2 separate regions of the Homo sapiens genome follow, and region 1 is linked to region 2. Evidence: chromatin contacts called from ENCODE Hi-C or POLR2A ChIA-PET data. All regions are on one chromosome and are shown on one strand. Each heading gives the region's core, a stretch centred on a gene start or an enhancer-like site at or near the end of the contact. The rest is flanking DNA. Distances are from core to core; before and after follow the strand shown. Region 1 holds the start of ZNF337 (zinc finger protein 337). Region 2 overlaps NINL (ninein like).

Region 1 (3,336 bases), core at 335-2,834, 210 kb after region 2:
TAAAAACAAAAACAAAAACACAAAAACCCAAAAAACTGAAAACAGACATTTACCATCTATTCTGAGAGTTGCCAACTAAGAGGCTTCATCTACATAATAAGAACTTTGATCTACGCAATCCCCTTAACTCTGGCATGCTTCTGATTCCAGTCTTCAGGCAGTAGCTTAAGTCTCTCAACCAACTGTCCACTAAAGAATCCCTAAGTGCCCCCATGAGGTGTAAACCCTTTGGAGATATACCAGCTTTTTGGGAGGAACCCGTGTATATCTTTCTCTTATTGATTTATGATTTTCTTTTTGGAGGCAGGATCTCGCTGTGTTACCCAGGCTAGCGTGCAGTGCAGCCAACATAGCTGGTTACAGCCTCCACCTCCTGGACTCAACTGACTGGGCCTCCCAAGTAGCTGAGGCCACAGGCATGGGACACCACGCCCCGCTAATTTTTTTATTTTTCTAATTTCATGTAGAGACAGGGTCTTGCTGTGCTGCCCAGGCTGCTCTGGAACTCCTGGCCTCCCAAAGTGCTGGGACTACAGGCATGAGCCACACTGCTCAGCCTGATTTATGACTTTACCTGAAATTCCTGTCTCCCTGAATTGTATAAAATTAACCTGCAAGCCTGACCATCTCGGGCACTTTCACAGGACCTCTTGAGGCTGAATAACCTGGGCCACAGTCACTCATACTGACTAGGAATAAACCTTTTTAAATATATTTTGGCAGAACCCGGATTTTGCCGTCATTAGCAAGGCCCCAGGGAAGAGGCCACCTGGGTCCCCACAGCCACCTCACCTCCCGCGGACGCTGCCCCACGCAGATCCCCCCCCCCCCCCACCAAAACACGTCTAGACGTGCCCGTGCGAGGACATTTGGTCCCGGCCTACACTCCTATCCGCGGAAGATCGTCCCAAGGCGGGGTGCTCCCAACCCAAAGCAGCGGCCCTTCCCCAAAACACGCGGGCGAAGTCCTCCCCTGTCCCGCCTCCCACAATAAAGTCTGGAGCATCAGAGTCGGAGGGAACCCGAGTCGGACCTAGCCCATCCGTCTCATGGCTGTAACCCCCACCCCACCAGTGGACCCTGGCTGTGGCCGAGTCCCCCTCCACCTCCGGCCAAAAGACCCCCGTGGCAGCTCGCTAGGCCGCTGGCCCGTCCCCACCCGAGGAGCGGCGACCCTGGCACAAGAGGACCTGGGTTGCTCGGCGCCCCTGTGAAATCCGGGCTGTTCACCGCCCGAGCCGCCACTACACGCAACCGGGAACGGAGACTGAGTGGCGGCCCAGACCCGGGGCGCTCGGCAAGCCGCAGCCCCACCGCCCACTTCAAGGCGCGGCCTGGGTCTCCGCCCCTCCCCAGAACGCGGAGACGCCGGGCCTGGAGGAGCGCGCGCTACGGCCCCAGCAGCGCCCTCACGTCCCAGGCCTTCCCGGCCCTTCTTCCTGCGCCGGAAGGGCGCGCTGCAGAGAGGGACCCGCAGGAGCGCAGCTCACCGGGGCGGCTGAGGGCGAACCGAGGCGGTGAGGTCACCGATGGTGGACCACGCATCTCACGGCTCGCTGACGCCCAGGGATCTGGAACGCTCTGCGCCGCCCGGGACTACACTACCCAGAATCCTCAGCGCGGCCGGGACTACGCTACCCAGCATCCTCGGCGCGGCCCGGAGGCTATGCGACCCTGCGCGTCGCATCCCCTCGGTGGACTACACTCCCCAGAGTCCTCGGGAGTCGTCCAGGTACACGCCCCAGAATATTGGTCATAGCGGTCCACCCGGGACTGCGCGACCCGGAATCCTTGGAAGGACTTCTCGGAAGGACTCCTCTCTGACAGGTGGGGCGAGCCTATGGTCGTTTGGACGTGGAGGGATCCTTTCAGAACCGGCGATTTCTTTTATTTAGGTAGCCCTATACATACATTAAGCATATTTTCCCATTTCTATGATATAGGTAAATAATTTTCCCACTGTCTTTTGATTATGGGTATGTCTTTTTTTTTTCTTTTGTTTCTTTTTTTTGCTATGTAGTACTTTTGATCTCTGATTTTCCTACGGATTTTGTGGTTTTATCATTCACATTTAGATCTCTCAATGGTTTAATTTTTCTCCAGGTACACACTGTAAATATACAATTATTTTTAAAATTTTCTAATATTTTATTAATTTCCCATTAAATTTATTAAAAATATAGTCTTTTACCAAATAATTTAAGGTTTCAGCTACATAATTCAGTATACTCAATTTACATTTGCATTTCAATTTCTAATTGTTCCCCCATTTATCTAATTATGCATCAATGCCAGAATTCTTTCATTATGTAGGGTGTATAATATGCTGATATCTTTTGTGGCTTGCCAAACCACGTAGACTTTATATTTCAGGCCTTTACTAGGTATACTTGCTGTTTGCTTTTTCTCTTTTGGTTTTTAAATTTTTAATTATTCTGGATAAATATTAGTTGTACATATTTATAGGGTACATGTTATGTTTTGATACAGGCATACAGTGTTTAATGGTCAAATGAGGGTGATTGGGGTATCCATCCCCTCAAGCATTTAGCATTTCTTTGTTTTAGGAAGTTTCCAATTCTCTCTTATTTTTAAATATATAGTAAAATTGTTCTTAACTATAGTCACTGTATAGTGCTACCAACTACTAGATCTTATTCATTCTAACTGTATTTTTGTATCGATTAACAAGTCCCTCTTTATCTCCTCTACCCACCATCCTTCCCAGCCTCTGTTAACTATCTCATTCTACTCTCCATCTCCATGAGTTCACGTTTTTAGCCCCACAAATGAGTGAGCACATGTGATATTTGTCATGCTGTGCCTCATTTCGCTTAACATAATGTCCTCCATTTTCATACATGCTATTGAAAATGACAGAATTTCATTCTTTTAATGACTGGCTAATATCCCATTGTGTTAATGTACCACACTTTCCTTATCCATTCATCTGTTGATAGACACTTTGATTCTATATCTTTACTATTTTGGATAGTGCTGTAGTAAACATGAGAGTGCAGATATATCCTTGAAATACTGATTTCCTTTCTTTTGGATATATACTCAGCAGTGGGATTGCGGGATCATGTATATATTTATTAATTCTTTTGAGGAACCTCCATACTGCTCTCCATAGTGGTTGTACTAATTTACATTCCTAACAACAGTGTATGAGGGTGTATCCACACCCTCACCAGTATTCACTATTGCCTGTCTCTTGAATAAAAGCTATCTTGACTGGGGTGACATTATATCTCATTGCGGTTTTGATTTACATTTCTCTGATGATTAGTGGCATTGAGCATTTTTTTTCATACACTTGTTGGCCGTTCATAT
Region 2 (2,976 bases), core at 253-2,752:
CAGCTTAATTGTGCTCCCACTTTAATGAACTACGTCCTAACCAGTATGCTCAGTCACTTGCTCTTTAAAGGGACAGGAAGGGCAGAGTTTCTAGCCCACTTTCTTAGACACCTCCCAGGGTCCTGCAGACCTTCAGGAAGCAGACATAAACCAGGCTGTGCATGCTTCCCCATTCACACGTGGCTGGGGCCTCGGTCCCCAGCCCTGCAGCCTGAGTGGGACTTGTGACTGCTTCGACCTAGGAGACAGCAGAAGTGATGCCACGGGACTTCCAGGAACACGACATCCACCCACTTCTGCTGGGACATTTGCTCTGGGGCAGCTGCCGCCACCATGCTGTGATGAAGCCCAAAGTAGCCCTGCAGAGGCCACGTGGAGAGGCCCAGATGGAGAAGGGAGGCCCCAGCCCACACGGCACATCATGCAATATACCCAGGTAACAAACCTGCACAGGTACCCCCAAATCTAAAATAAAAGTTGAAAGAAAAAAAGTTTTTAAAAACACCAATATCCTTGTTACAAAATACAAAGAAACCCCAAAAGTGAGTTTGCAGAGATCAGGTGACATACAGTGGGGAGGGCTCAGGGTGATCCTTCTGGAATCTGGAGACCGACCAGAAAGATGCCCTCAGTCAAGACACAGCGACCCCTAGGAGCGAGCAGCATGCCAGGCACCCAGATCCTGTCTCTAAAACCATTCCCTCAGGAAAGGAACCAAGACTCCTTGGAGAAATGGCAGATTGTGGGCAGGTGCTGGGGCATCTCATTATGCCAGCAAGTGTGGAAACATTTGACAAAACAAGGCAGCAGCCAACACTGCGGGGCATGCCGCGGCACAGCAAGCAGCCGAGGACTCTCACTTGCCAAATCTTGCACAATTTGGGCACGAAAATAATTAAAAACCATAGGGAGGAAATGGGAATTCATGAGTCCATACCAGTGATTGGTACATGTATGGCTAGATCTGGACGGACAGGATTTCTCTAGCTTGAGTAGAATGCCAATGGCATGGACAGATGTGGAGGGGCTGCTAAGCAGGAAAATCATTTTGCAACCATCATAGTAAAGACTGAATCAGGCAAGAATCACCAGTGATGCTAAATCCAGGGAAGATTCTGATGAAGGCAGTATATTTGCATGGTCTTAAAGTGTCTTTCCACTGACTGTGTAATATTAATAGTTGCAGGGGAGAAAAAATGGTGATTACCGAGCAGAGAAACCAGGCGACACCTCGGTTGGGAGATCAGAAGCAACACCAGCGAGCGGGGCACAACATCACCCATGTGCTGTGCCAGCTGAGGATGCACAGCCTCAGTGCTGTGAACAGGAAACATCAGAAACACACAAAACGGGAACGTTGCTATGAAAAAGCGAGGAGGACAACATTCCTCAAAAATATCAATGTCATAAAGACAAAGAAAGGAAATGAGTCAGAATAAAGGATATTAAAGAAACAATCTGGCCCTGGGTAGATGCACTGAGGGAAGCAGAACTCGGCCAGCAGGTAACATGTTGCTTCGATGGCAGTTCATCAAGCATGCCTCAGTCATGAGAAAATATTCTCATTCAGTCAGGTGCTGGGAAACTTACTCTCCAGGAAATAAAAGCCCTCGCTTGTGGCTTTTACAAATTTCTGTGGTTTAAAGCCTGTATCAATTTGAAGCCTATCAAAGGCTTAATAAGCAATCTGCAAATCCTTGAACTCTGCATGATCACCTGCAGGAGCAGGAAGCTGCACAGCACTGCCAGCAGAACGGGAGGAAGTGTTTCTTAGGAAGTGCACACAAGCACTGGGCCGTGAAGGGTCAGGATGTGCATATATGACCCTCGGATGCTAAATCATGTTGTTTAGCATCTTTATGGGTACTTATACACCTTTTTCTTATTAGGTTATGTATTCATATTTGGAGAGAGTTTTTATATATTCTGGATCCAAGTCTTTTATCAGATAAATACATAATCACAAACATTTACTCCCATTTGTGTCTTTTGATCAGTGGGTCTTAATTTTTATTAAATCAAATGTTATTATTGTAAAAATCTATTATGAACTAGGCTTTAGAAGGTATAGTAAATAAAACTTGGATGTCATGAAGATCACAGAATTTTCTCCTTTTCTCAGTGGATTCTACAGTGTTCTGTCCAGGGCCAGGTGCTGCCTTCAGTTGTCCTGTTCCTTTAACATCCTTGACTCTGAAACATTCCCACAGTCTTTCTTTGTCTTTTATGACATTGATAATTTTGAAGAACACTGTTGTTCCTGCCCATTTTTCATAGAAATGGTCTCATGTTGTGGTTTGCTGATGTTTCCTTTGGATTGAGGCTGTGGTTCAGAAATAACAATGTCTACACGTTCACATCCACACCAACACAGCCAGTGAGCAGGTATGCTAAGGCAGAGGCAACAGGGTGAAATGTGAACAGTTGCATGTGGGTAAAGGGTACACAGACACGTGCTCTGTGCACTAGTTTTGTTTGTAACTATGAAAGTTTGAAATTGTTTTCATATAAAAAGTTTTTAAATATTCTAAATGTTAGCTTGAAACAGACAAAAAAATCCAAAAAAAGGAAAGGGGAAATATCTGAATAAATAGGTTAGCATTTAAATATAAAATATCTCTGCTGTTTCAAAAAATAAAATTGAAAGAACCCCAGATGAAAAGAATAGCATGTCTTTAAGTAACAGAATCATGTTAAAGAAAGAAGGGTTTTAAATTTGAAAAATCCAGGGCACTAAAGGAATCTATTAATGGAAGGTTATCTCTAGGTTCTGAGTCTGCTCCAGCAGCTACCAGAGGAGGAAGCCAGCAGCCCACATGCAGCTGCAGTCCTAGCAGCACACCATCTGGACCCCATCCGCATGGCAGGCCCCACCCACCCCACACACACCAGTCGAGGCAGAAGGAAGGCGACACCGCTCATCACACATAGGATTTCAAAAGGAGAATGAGACGTGCAGGGAACAACGGCAGGGTG

The links. A loop is a pair of places that touch in the nucleus more often than their neighbours do. ChIA-PET counts read pairs that join two places held with the same protein, here RNA polymerase II (POLR2A). Pooled maps may share reads with other maps.
Region 1: a pooled map shows a loop between it and region 2 (2.8-fold over the local background). The contact joins the promoter of ZNF337 here to the enhancer-like site in region 2. A Hi-C loop is called at or near these places in 1 of 168 maps with a recorded cell type or tissue (endothelial cell of umbilical vein), 5 of 37 single-sample maps with no recorded cell type and 4 of 50 pooled maps. POLR2A ChIA-PET finds 5 or more read pairs at or near these places in 1 of 52 experiments (H1).

What each region holds. Positions count from the first base shown.
Region 1 is chr20:25,695,269-25,698,604 of GRCh38, forward strand. It overlaps ZNF337 (zinc finger protein 337), which reads right to left and starts at 1,585. Exons shown (of 5, transcript NM_015655.4): 1 at 1,491-1,585. LOC107985400 (a long non-coding RNA gene) reads left to right here and starts at 1,773. Exons shown (of 2, transcript XR_007067557.1): 1 at 1,773-1,895. RefSeq lists an enhancer at 989-1,098.
Region 2 is chr20:25,483,694-25,486,669 of GRCh38, forward strand. The region is part of intron 13 of NINL (ninein like); the gene reads right to left. Among named protein-coding and RNA genes, the nearest start is that of GINS1, 78 kb to the left of the region's middle. Within about 2 kb of position 1,503, at least 4 of the 41 ENCODE cell types and tissues checked have a DNase peak (open chromatin) inside an H3K27ac peak, as active enhancers do; they include endothelial cell of umbilical vein, where a contact is called at or near this core.